Regions from separate parts of the Homo sapiens genome. Here regions 1 and 3 are each linked to region 2. A link is a contact called in ENCODE Hi-C or POLR2A ChIA-PET data. All regions are on one chromosome and are shown on one strand. Each heading gives the region's core, a stretch centred on a gene start or an enhancer-like site at or near the end of the contact. The rest is flanking DNA. Distances are from core to core; before and after follow the strand shown. Region 1 holds the start of TCEA2 (transcription elongation factor A2). Region 2 holds the start of HAR1B (highly accelerated region 1B). Region 3 holds the start of TPD52L2 (TPD52 like 2).

Region 1 (4,030 bases), core at 624-3,123, 960 kb before region 2:
TCCCACTCCCCACTGCACAGCGCCCGCCTCCCCTCCTCATTCTCCCCTGGGGCTTCTACTCAAGCTGTTCTTCCACCAGAAACCCCCCATCAGTTCTGCCCAGCCCCACCCAGCCCTCCCCTGGCTCCATGACCCATCTTTGCTTCTCCCACCTACAGCTTTTATCGTTTGTGTTTTGTCTCCTTTAAGAAGGGGAACAACTCCATTCTCGGGTCATCTCTGGAAACAGCTATGAATGGTTCGCAGACCCCTACTTTGTGCTGACCAGTTTTCCGGGGTGTGTGTGAACGCAATGATGGGGGTGCTGCACCCAGCAGGAATGAGTGGGAGCCCACCCCTTCCCAGGGCAGACCCCAGTCCAGAACGCTGGTCACAGGAACCCAGACTCAACCCTGCTCAGCCCAAAAAGCTTCCCCCAAACCCCCACTGCAGTCACACAGCCCTGGGGTGGCTGCACAAATCACCCAAAGCCCATGACTCAGCCACCTTCACCGCCCTGGGCTGGCCTGGCAGACACACAGCTGGCCCTGCCCCAGGAGTTCACAGTCTGGGTGGGAAAGCACAGGTCACGTTTATTGAGCCAGCCAGGAGCTCCAAATGACCTGCGGCCAGACCCCTCCCCACCCCCCAGGAGGCAGGCAGCATCCTCTAAAGATGCTTCTGTGGGAGGGTGCAGAGGTTGCCAAGGTCATGACGCTGGAACTGGACCCCCACTGACCTGGCCCCTTCAAAGTCCTCACACACAGCCTCCTCCAAAGTCTCGCTGTGGCCGCAAGACAACAGAGGCCCAGGCCGCAGTGAACAGAGCCGGCCAGAGGCTCCAGCGCCCAGACACTCCCAGAGGAGGCTTGCCCGACCTCCTGGCTCTTATATAAGCACACCGGCTCTTTTCGGAGGGTGTCCACATAACTACCCACAACCCAAGTTGCTGCGGGCTAAGTCCTGGCTAAAGAAGGGAGAGAATTTATTAGAGAAACCTGGTTCTTGTGGGGTGGGGACAGACAGGGAAGAAAATGGGCCCACAGGCAAGACAGGTATCTGGCTGGCCTGTGAAGGAGGATGACAAGGGCTGGGAAGAGGCAGGGGAGGCACGGAAGCTCCAGAAGAAAAGGGGATCCAACCTCAGACTCCAAACTGTTGCCGGCGACAAATGCTATGGGAGACGGAGGGTGACAAACGCTGTAAGAGACGGAGCGTGGGAGAGGGCTGAGTTGGGGGGCGGGGCTCGGCCTGTGAGGATGCCCAGGCCGGGATGGAGGAAGGCAAGGGGCTGGCGCGGCCCGCAGAGGAGGCCCGAACACCCCGGGGGCTCCGAGAGGCGGGACAGGGCCAAGGAAGGAGTCGACGGGCCAGGCTGGGGGTCTGGAGTTAAGGGACAGGGAAGGGTGCGGAGCCTGTGACTGCGGGCGAGGGAGGGGTCTGAGTCCAGAGCGGGTGGCTCTCCCGGGACAAGGTCCAGGCCTGATCGCGGCCTCTGCCGGGGTTGCGGGAGTGAACGGCAGGGCTGGCCCGGGGCAGGGGTCTCGGCCACGGGTGGGGGTCTCCCCTGCGTCCCGGTTAGTCTCTGCCGGGGAGGGGTCTCGTCCTGCCCCTCAGGTCGTCTTCCGGCCCTAACGGGGGTCGGCGGGCTCGACGGGGTCTCGGCGGGGCGGGGTTCCCGGGGTCCTGGCGGCCCGCGCCCCTCACCGCGCTCTTCTTGGTCACCATCTTGTCCAGCCTCCGGGCGATCCGCGCAATCTCCTCTTCCTTGCCCATCATCGCCTCAGGAGCAGCGACCCCCGCGCCCGTCGCGCCCGCCTCCGCAGCCGGGCAGGACCCCGGCCCCGGCCGTCGCCACCTCCCACACCCGCCGCAGCCGACGCAGCCCCGCCGCGGACGACAGACCCCCGGTTCAAACCCTCGGCCCCGCGGCCGCGCGCGGCATCCTAGGATGCGTAGTCCACGCGCCCGCCTGCCGCGCCCGCCGCGCCCGCGCTCTGGACCACAACTCCCAGGCGCCACGCGGCGCGCACAGCCTCCTGGGAAGTGTAGTCCTGACCCACCGTCGCCAGTGACTCGTGATCCCACAATACCCCGCGAGGGAGGCGCCCCGGGCACGCCCCTCCCAGAGCTCAGACATCCCGGAGCGACCGGGCCCCAGGAGGCCCAGGAATCTGCTCCCTTCTCTCCTCCTGCTTCGGGCCTTGCTGTCCCGCGGCGTCCTTCGGTGGGTGGCTCAGGACCCAGTGCCCTCAGCCCTTCTCTTGGGCCCCGCTGAGCCCTGCGCGCGCCCCACTTGGCCTAGAAGGCCGTCCCCAGCCTCCCAGAGCCCAGTTTGGGTCATTCGGGCTTCTGAGTAGAGTTACTTCTTCAAGAGGCCCGCGCACACTGGGAGGCCTCTTGTGGGGCCCTGCAGGTGTGAGCGCGCGGTAGCTGGACGTGGCGTCTGGAAGGGGCCATTGCTGGGGTTCGCGAAGTGCGGGGGCCTCTGCCGAGGCTGCGTGGGCAAGGCCCCTGCCTGCAAAGTCAGCTACCAGGGAGCAGATTCTGGGCTCTGCACGTTGACCACTGTGTCTCAGTCTCCCCACCTGTGAAACTGGAGTTAAGTGTCCGCCTCACAGGGCTCCCGTCAAGATGATGTCAGCTGATTCACATCACATGCCTGAGAACAGAGAGGGGATGGAGCATGACAATTAGTGTTCATTGACATTGTTGTTGGAGGTCCCTAGGTAGGGCCAGACTGCAGGCAGCCAGAGAGATGGCCCAGGCCTAGGGAGGGTTGAGGACGGGGACAGGTGCAGGGCCAGCATCCCCACCACTGCCTGGCAGCTCCCCAGTAATGCAGATGCTGGGTGGTTTCCTGGAGAGGGCACAATCCTGGGGGAGGGTGTGGATCAAGGAGCCTGTAGTCATTCAAGTTCAGGCCAACGAACTATGAGGCCAGGTGGCAGGTGGAATGGGCTGAGCATTTCTTGGGCTGTCTGTGGCACTAATCACATATAACTGAGCTTCCCCGCAGCCAAAATGAAAAGGAAAATATGGTCAGTTAAGAGACTCATCTTAGCCGGGCAATAGTGGCTCATGCCTGTAATCCCAGCGCTTTGGGAGGCCCAGGCGGGTGGATCACCTGAGGTCAGGAGTTCGAGACCAGCCTGGCCAATATGGTGAAACCCCGTCTCTACAAAGAATACAAAAACTAGCCAGGTGTGGTGCCGGGCACCTGTAATCTCAGCTACTTGGGAGGCTAAGGCAGGAGAATTGCTGGAACCCGGAAGGCGGAGGTTGCAGTGAGCCAAGATAGCACCATTGCACTCCAGCCCTGGCCAACAACAGCGAGACTCCGTCTCAAAAGAAAAAAAAAGAGAGAGAGAGACTCATCTTGGTTGGGCACAGTAGCTCACCCCTGTAATCCCACCACTTTGGGAGGCTGAGGTGGGCGGATTATCTGAGGTCAGGAGTTCCAGACCAGCCTGGCCAACATGGTGAAACCCTGTCTCTGCTAGAAATACAAAAATTAGACCGGGCATGGTGGCTCATGCCTGTAATCCCAGCACTTTGGGAGGCCAAGGCAGACGGATCACGAGGTCAGGAGATCGAGACCATACTGGCTAACACGGTGAAACCCCATCTCTACTAAAAATACAAAAAATTAGCCGGGCGTGGTGGCGGACGCCTGTAGTCCCAGCTACTCCGCAGGCTGAGGCAGAAGAATGGCATGAACCCAGGAGGCGGAGCTTGCAGTGAGCGGCGATCATGCCACTGCACTCCAGCCTGGGCAACAGAGCAAGACTCCATCTCAAAAACAAACAACAACAAAAAAAAAATTAGCCGGGCGTGGTGGCACATGCCTGTAATCCCAGCTACTTGTGAGGCTGAGGCAGGAGAATCACTTGAACCCAGGAGGCGGAGGTTGCAGTGAGCCCAGATTGTGCCACTGCACTCCAGCCTGGGTGACAGAGTGAGACTGTCTCCAAAAAAAAAAAAAAAAAAAAAAAGACTCAGGCTGGGCGCGGTGGCTCATGCTTGTAATCCTAGCACTTTGGGAGGTGGA
Region 2 (3,649 bases), core at 1-2,500:
TCAGAGCTGAGACTCTGGAGGGAACGGAGGGGCAGGGACATCCCAGCCTCATCCACAAAGGCCCCCTGCACGACGATCCTCCCTCCCGCTCTGCTCCTCTGCTCCCCGCTCCTTCCTCCTTCCTCCCCGCTCCCTCCTCCCCACTCCTCCTTCCTCCCCGCTCCCTCCTCCCCACTCCTTCCTCCCCGCTCCCTCCTCCCCGCTCCCTCCTCCCCACTCCTCCTTCCTCCCCGCTCCCTCCTCCCCACTCCTTCCTCCCCGCTCCCTCCTCCCCACTTCCTCCTCCCCAATGCTAGAAACAGGCCCCTCCGCACCTTGCCCTGGCTGCAGAACGCAGCTTAATTACATGGTCTGCGGGTTGGGGCCCTGAGCGAGGCTGGGGCTGGTTCTTGGCCAAGACGCCTCCCCAGCCGGCTCAGCCTCCATCAGAAGCGGCAGCTCTGATTGGCCACCGTGCACCGCGTGGAGCGCCGTTCCTCGCAGCGAGTTCATGAGGCATTTCACTGGGGGCCCGGGCACCCGCCTTGACATCAATTACGCCAAAATTAAGTGGCAGCGTCCACTGCGTGGGGCCCGAGCTGTGGGGCCTCTTCCGTCTCCCGGAGCCCAACCGCGGGCCCCTGCGCCCCGGCAGGCAGGATCTCACCGCAGGGGCGGCGGTGGGGAGGGGAGGTCAGGCCCGCTTCCCCGGAGCGGCCCGCAGCTCCCGGCCCAGGTTCCCAGGCTGCAGCGTGAGGGGCGCGCAGCGGGGCCGGGTGGGCTGGGGCCGGCGCGGAAAGCCCTCGCCCTGAAAGCCCAGGCCGGCCCCAGCCCACGGCGCTCGCGCCCACCGTGCCGCGCGGGCCACCGCCCACCCGGGGGCTGGTTAGAAACGCGGACTCTGCCCCTTCGCGCCGCCTCCGGGGCTCACGGGCGCCCGAGTCGGAAGCCCCGCCCTGGGGAGGCCGGTCTCCTCGCGAGGGCCTGGGCCGCTCTGGGCGCTCGGCCCGCGTGTCGGGGGCTCCCCGGGGCGCCCTGGGCTCCTGCTGCTGTTTCTTCCTGGCCGGCCTTGAGGTGCGGAGCCCCCGGGCTCTGCTGAGGGCCTCCCGGCCCCGTGGCCTCGGTGACCTCGGTTCAGGCGTCCGTGACCGTCTCGCCTGGTGGCTCCGCGCCGCTGACCTCGGCACGCCGCGGGCCTTCCTCCTCTTGCGGACCGGAGGGAGAGCCGGGCGCAGAGACCGAGGCACAGTCGCGCGGCGCGGCGTTCCGCGTGACCCTGCGGTTAAAACCCGCGCGCTGCAGCATCGCGGAAAACGGGATTCGCCTCATTTGAAACTTGAGGAAAATCTCTAAACACTTTCATTTTGATAGAAACCATTTCCGCCGCTGACGTGCGTCTACGCCCATCATTTCAGCTGACACGTTGCTGTAACGTCTCCTCCGTTTCATGCTCTTTCGAACCCTGTCAGCTGCGGGTAAGACTGTAGAAAAGAGAGGGGAGAACAGGGCCCAGCCGGTGGCGCCGGCGTCTTAGCAGCCGATTGCGCAGCTCCCGGGCGCGGCGGAGAGTCCGGGCTCGTGGGGAGCGCCGGCTCCAGAGCCCGCGGAGCAGCAGCCCAGACTCCCAAGACGGAGGGCACCGGGCGGGCGCACACACTAACCCACGCAGGGGACACTCAGGCTCTAACTCACGTGCACACACGCTCACATGTACACACGCACACACGCACCCGGACGTACACACACAGCTGTCGCCTACCACACACATTCATACTCCATTCACACTGCAGGATGTGCAAATGTGTGTGACAGAGAGAGGAGGGAGAGAGAGGGGGAGAGAGAGGGAGAGAGAGGGAGAGAGAGGGAGGGGGAGAGAGGGAGAGGGAGAGGGGGAGAGGGAGGGAGAGGGAGGGGGGAGAGAGGGAGAGGGAGAGAGAGAGGGAGAGGGAGAGAGAGGGAGAGAGAGGGAGAGAGAGGGAGAGAGGGAGAGAGAGAGGGAGAGAGAGAGAGGGAGAGAGAGAGAGAGAGAGAGAATGTGCCTCTCAGGAATGGTCAAATATCCTCCTGACACACCTGGTTGGCCCAATGCAGGGACAGAGAGGGGGATGACCTGATGGCTTTGCCTTCCACCCACCCAGCGCCTGCCCATCAGTACAGCAGGGCTGCCCTGCCCGCCTGCGACCCACCTTTCCCGACAGCCTGTGTGCTTTCTCCCCGAGTCTCCAGGACAGCCCACTAGTGGCATGGCGGTTCCCTGGGTGGGAGGAGCGGAACCCTTCAGGCCCCCTCAACACTCCCCCAAAACCTCCCTGGGGGCCCCCACTGGCTTCAGCGCCCTGCAAAAGGCTGACTAGGATCCATGTGCACACTCCGTGTGCCACTGCTGCCAGGGCCCCCAGCCCCAGGCTGCCTCCCTCCCTCTCTGTCAGGAGCTGGGTTGGCCTGGGAGGGTTGTGGTGCCGCTGACTGCTCCCGGGCAGGGGCCATCTCATCTCTGTTCTCACCGTGCAGGCAGCAGCAGGAAGGGAGGCAAAAGGAGGGAGTGGGGAGAAGGAGGGGGCGCTGACCACATGAAGAGACGCTTCTTCCCTGGTGCTCCATCTCCCTCCCCGTCCCCCAGTGGACACCCTGGACCAAGCTGAGCCCACAAGGGTGCCCACCCTGCATGCTTGTCCCCATCAGCTCCGTGTGGCCCCCTCAGGCAGTTTCCACAGTGAGCTCAGGTGCAGCAGGGGTCCCGAGCACAGAAATGACCAGGAGACCCTGGCCCTGCCCCTGGGGCCCTAGAAACAGCTCCTGCTCTTGAATTCCCCACCCCTGTGTGCTCAATTTCTCTGGGCCTCTGGGTGCTTTTGAGGTTCCTGGCATTTACCAAGGAGAAAGATGCAGGAGGGGAGGCTGCAGGGCTGTGGGGATGGTGAAGTCCAACCCAGCCACCCCCAGCAGGATGGTGTGTGGGGCCGGACACCTACCAAGATCTCTTCCCAGCTTTTCTGTGGGAAGGAGCCGGCCAGGGCCAGAACCCTGGCTGAGACATGAAGCTAAAAGTGCCTGAGGACTTGGTCCCAGGTCTCTGTCCTCCTCCCCAAATGCCTCCGGAGCCTTCATCTCTTCAGGCACCTCACTCACTTCCACCCAACCCCGCCTGCCCTGGGCGGACCCTCCCCCAGCTCTGCCCTCCCCCACACCCCAAACCCACCCTCCCCATTCTGTTAAAACAAAGCCCCTCTTAGCAGGGTATGTCACGTGGCGCTGCCGAATTATTCCATTAATTTATTATTCATGATGAAAAATTATTCTAATAACATTTCCATACTATTAATATTCCAAAGACGAGCCGTTGAGAGCCCCTTCCTGCGGCCTCCTCTTGGCGAGAGCCAACTCTATTTTTAACAAAGTGTATTGAAATTTAAATCTAATCACCCACAATATGCTACGTTTCACAAATACGCTCTCAAAGAGTCTGTGAGAGGAGCCAGGCCCGGTGGTCCCGGAGGAGGCAGGCGGGTGGGCCCCTGCCGTGGGCGTTGGAGGTGCCATTCTCGGCTGCCCCCAGCCCTGCAGATGGAATCTCTGTGCCACAGCCCCTTTCCTCACTGGGGGAGCCGGGCCAGGCGACCCCTCCTTGCTGCTTCTCTCCCTCCCTCCTTCCTTTTTTTCCTTGTCCCAC
Region 3 (3,820 bases), core at 521-3,020, 760 kb before region 2:
AGAGGTTGCGGGAAGCCATGATCGCGCCATTGTACTGCAGCGTGGGCAACAAGAGCGAAAATCCGTCTCAAAAAAAAAAAAAAAAGTAGAAAGACCAATTAACCTGGCATGGTGCGCCTGTAGTCTTATAGTCCCAGCTACCTGGGAGGCTGACGCAGGAAGATCGCTTGAGCCCAGGAGTTGAAGATTGCAGTAAGCTATGATTGCACCACTGCACTCCAGCCTGGGAGACAGAGGGAGACGCTGTCCCCAAAAAAAAAATTAAAAAAAAAAAAAAAAAAGGCCAGGCGCGGTGGCTCACGCCTGTAATCCCAGCACTTTGGGAGGCCGAGGTAAGCAGATCACGAGGTCAGGGTATCAAGACCGTCATGGCTAACAGTGAAACCCCGTCTCTACTAAAGATACAAAAAATTAGCCGGGCATGATGGCGGGCGCCTGTAGTCCCAGCTAGTTGGGAGGCTGAAGCAGGAGAATGGCAGTGAACCCGGGAGGCGGAGCTTGCAGTGAGCCGAGATCTAGCCACTGCGCTCCAGCCTGGGCGACAGAGTGAGACTCCATCTCAAAAAAACAAAAACAAACAAACAAAAAACACCCTCCAGAATAATGCAGCACCTAGGAATTATAAAGCTTAATATGTAGCCGGGCACAGTGGCTCACGCCTGTAATCCCAGCACTTTGGGAGGCTGAGGCGGGCGGATCACAAGGTCAAGAGATCGAGACCATCCTGGGCAACATGGTGAAACCCTGCCTCTACTAAAAATACAAAAATTAGCTGGGCCTGGTGGCGCGTGCCTGTAGTCCCAGCTACTCAGGAGGCTGAGGCAGCAGAATCGCTTGAACCCGGGAGGTCGAGGTTGCAATGAGCTGAGATCGCGCCACTGCACTCCAGCCTGGCGTCAGAGCAAGACTCCGTCTCAAAAAAATAAAGAAAGAAAGAAAGAAAGAAAGAAATTTAGCATCCCTCTCTAGAGCCCCAAAATGCAAGGCAGACTTTTATCATCTTCTCAAGATTTTAATCTCCTGGGCTCGCTCCACGCCCCTCAGTGGCCATCTCATACTGCTCTGGGGAGACTGTTCTGGAAACAGGCCTGGTATGCTGGGTGTGCCCCTGACTCACTCCACCCCCTCTCCATGAGGCAACCCCTAAGCAGGCTGAGCTCCGAGCAGAGTTGCTGCCCAAGGGGAGCTCTGCTGAACGCGAAGACCCCTTCTCTGCTCGGGAGCCGCCCTCAACACCTCGGACTGGGTCCAGGGCCAGACAGCGTGAACCCGAGGGCCCCGCGCAGGGACCGGGGGGTGGCAGAGCAAGCAAGAGCAGGGCACGGGGTGGGCGGCATAAGCGAGACCTGCTGGGAGCGACAGAACCCAAACTACGGGAGCAACGGCGGGCGCCAGGGAACCACACCTCGGAACGGTCCCAGGGGAGACCAGGAGGGCGGCTGGAGAGAGCCCAGGAAGCGGTCTGGGCCGCGGGCAAAAAACACACCACGACCATCATAAGCTTCGAGGTCAGTGGCCCCGGGAGCTGAAGAGGGGCCGCGGGGTGGGTGAACCGAGACCGAGAGGACAGAGAGTCGCAGACGCGACCCCGGGAGACGGAGAACAACGGGCAGCCTGGGCCCATCTGCGGCGAAGGGGCCGGGCCCGGCAGGTACCTTGGCCGGCGGAGTCCATGTTCGGGCGGCGTCCGGACCGCTGTCGCGGGCGCTATGGGAGCCGAGCGGGCGGCGCCGGGAGAAGCTCGCCGCGTACACACTAGCCAGCGGAACTGCCTCAGCTCCGCGGCGTTTCGTAATCCGCGATGCGACGGCTACTTCCGCCCGGGCACGTGCTCCGCCTTCTTCCCGCCCCCACCAGTGATATCCAATGAGAGTGCCGCTTGGCCCGTCCTGGTTTACCCGACTCAACCTGATAGGCCGAAACTGCGGGCGAACCAGGAAAGGGAGGCGTGGTTCGGCGGGAATCCATTCCAGGTTGACTCCACCAGCGAGAATCACAGGTAGAACGGTCAGAGTAGCGGGAGGACTGGGAAGGTGGGAAGTGGGAGGACCGTCCAACATGGCGCTGTGGAAAGCCAGCGCAGGGCCCCAGGGGATCTTCCGGGGCGGATGCAGCTGCCTAGGAGTGCTGGGGCTCGCGCGCCTCGGCGGCTCAAACTCTGACCCCTTGAGATCCTTTCCAGCCCGACCCCTTACTTTAGGGGTCAGCCTGCCCCCGTAAGTCCTGTTATTTATTGTATTTATATTCTTTTTTTAGTTGGTCCTTTTTTGTTTGTTTTTGAGACGGAGTTTCACTCTTGTTGCCCAGGCTGGAGTGCCATGGCGCGATCTCAGCTCACTCCAATCTCTGCCCTCCGGGTTCAAGCGATTCTCCAGCCTCAGCCTCCCGAGTAGCTGGAATTACAGGCGCGCGCCAACACGTCCGGCTAATTTTCGTATTTGTAGTAGAGACGGGGGTTTCGCCACCTTGGCCAGGCTGGTCTAGAACTCCTGACCTTAGGTGATCCACCCGCCTCGGCCTCCTAAAGTGCTGGGATTACAGGCGTGAGCCACCGCCCCTCACGCCTGGCTAGTTTGTCCTTTTCATGGGGACTTTTTATTGTACGCGGGTTACTCTGAAAAAGATCGCGATTCGTCCCCTCGCCCTGCAGGCGCCGCTGCCGCCTCGCCTCGGGCGTGGACCCTGCGGCTCGGGCCTGCGCGTGTGCACCCCGAGGTTGTCTCACTTCCTGTTCAGGGCGACCAGCGCTGCGCCCTCCCCACTCCACAGATGAGGAAGCTGAGGTTAAAGTCACTTGCCCCAGGTCACTCCGCAAGTTGAAGCGCAACCAGGATACTCTGGAACAGGATGCCTGACTTCAGAGGAGAGGCGCGTAACCACCAGGCAACTGGCCCCACGAAAACAAGTCCCGCAACTTCCCTTCTTTGGCTCCTACTTGCTCCCGGAAGAAAAGCCTTAAACGGTATTCAAGCCCTTTAGGATCTGATGTCCTAGGACTCCACTCTGGGCTTCCAGCCTGGGGTGGTACTGGTCCCTAGGCATGGAAGCTCCTCCCACTGCCCCTTCCTTCACCCGGCCACCTCCTCCCACAGGTGTCTTCCTGGTACTCTTGCACAGGCCCGAGTCCCTTACCACCACGGCCTTAGCCTGCTCTCGTGCTCTCAGTAATGTTTTCTCCATTTGCTGCCTTTCATTCTTTCCAGAGATTCTTGCTCAACCCAACCAGGCCAGCCCGGGGACTAGGGACATGTAGGGACAATAGTCCCTGCTTCAGGCAGTTCAGGGCAGACCACAGAGATGTGACATTACAGACCATTGTGAGCAGAGGCCTTGTCCCATTCTGTGTTGCATCCCTAAGCCAGGAACAAAGTCCAGCCCAGGCCTGGCTCCAGGGGACACGCAGTAGTATCCTCTGGCCTGTGCAAGTGTATCTGTAGCCTCACATGCCACCATGTGAGTCTGCAATCTGTCTGTGAATGCCCTGGTGTAGAAGCCAGGAGTTTGGAGGTGGGAGGGAGCCCTACAGAATGATAGCCAGTGCTAACTCCTGGGAATGTCCAGCCACTAAGACCTGCCCACAGCCCTGCCATGCCAATGTCCTCCTTTTCACGGGAGCAGCTTGCACAGACTTTCAGCGCACAGCTGGCATTGTCTTCCCAGGAGCCATCCTGTAACCCAGGCCAGGTGAAGGGCTCCTCCCTGGGACCCCACAGCCCCGTTCCCATCATCCTTTTGTGGTGATCAAGGCACCCATCACACAGTATTGCCATAAACCGGGTCAGGTTAACCTTTCATTCCCTTAGGAGCTGGGTGGGGGCAG

What was found. A loop is a pair of places that touch in the nucleus more often than their neighbours do. ChIA-PET counts read pairs that join two places held with the same protein, here RNA polymerase II (POLR2A). Pooled maps may share reads with other maps.
Region 1: a pooled map shows a loop between it and region 2 (14-fold over the local background). The contact joins the promoter of TCEA2 here to the promoter of HAR1B in region 2. A Hi-C loop is called at or near these places in 4 of 50 pooled maps.
Region 3: a loop to region 2 is called in a pooled map, with 5 times the contacts of the local background. The contact joins the promoter of TPD52L2 here to the promoter of HAR1B in region 2. A Hi-C loop is called at or near these places in 1 of 50 pooled maps. POLR2A ChIA-PET finds 5 or more read pairs at or near these places in 2 of 52 experiments (H1 and HEK293).

Annotation. Positions count from the first base shown.
Region 1 is chr20:64,061,041-64,065,070 of GRCh38, reverse strand. TCEA2 (transcription elongation factor A2) reads right to left here and starts at 1,873. Exons shown (of 10, transcript NM_003195.6): 1 at 1,687-1,873. The coding sequence starts at 1,758. RefSeq lists a silencer at 1,613-1,972 and enhancers at 2,303-2,352, 2,363-2,492.
Region 2 is chr20:63,099,920-63,103,568 of GRCh38, reverse strand. It overlaps HAR1B (highly accelerated region 1B), which reads left to right and starts at 1,250. Exons shown (of 3, transcript NR_152601.1): 1 at 1,250-1,454. It overlaps HAR1A (highly accelerated region 1A), which reads right to left and starts at 2,277. Exons shown (of 2, transcript NR_003244.2): 1 at 315-2,277; 2 at 1-14. RefSeq lists a silencer at 812-1,201.
Region 3 is chr20:63,863,220-63,867,039 of GRCh38, reverse strand. It overlaps TPD52L2 (TPD52 like 2), which reads right to left and starts at 1,770. Exons shown (of 7, transcript NM_003288.4): 1 at 1,656-1,770. The coding sequence starts at 1,674. ABHD16B-AS1 (ABHD16B antisense RNA 1) reads left to right here and starts at 1,967. Exons shown (of 2, transcript NR_165314.1): 1 at 1,967-2,216; 2 at 2,770-3,820. RefSeq lists enhancers at 319-1,038, 1,760-2,480, 1,520-2,719, 2,813-3,042 and a silencer at 2,303-2,352.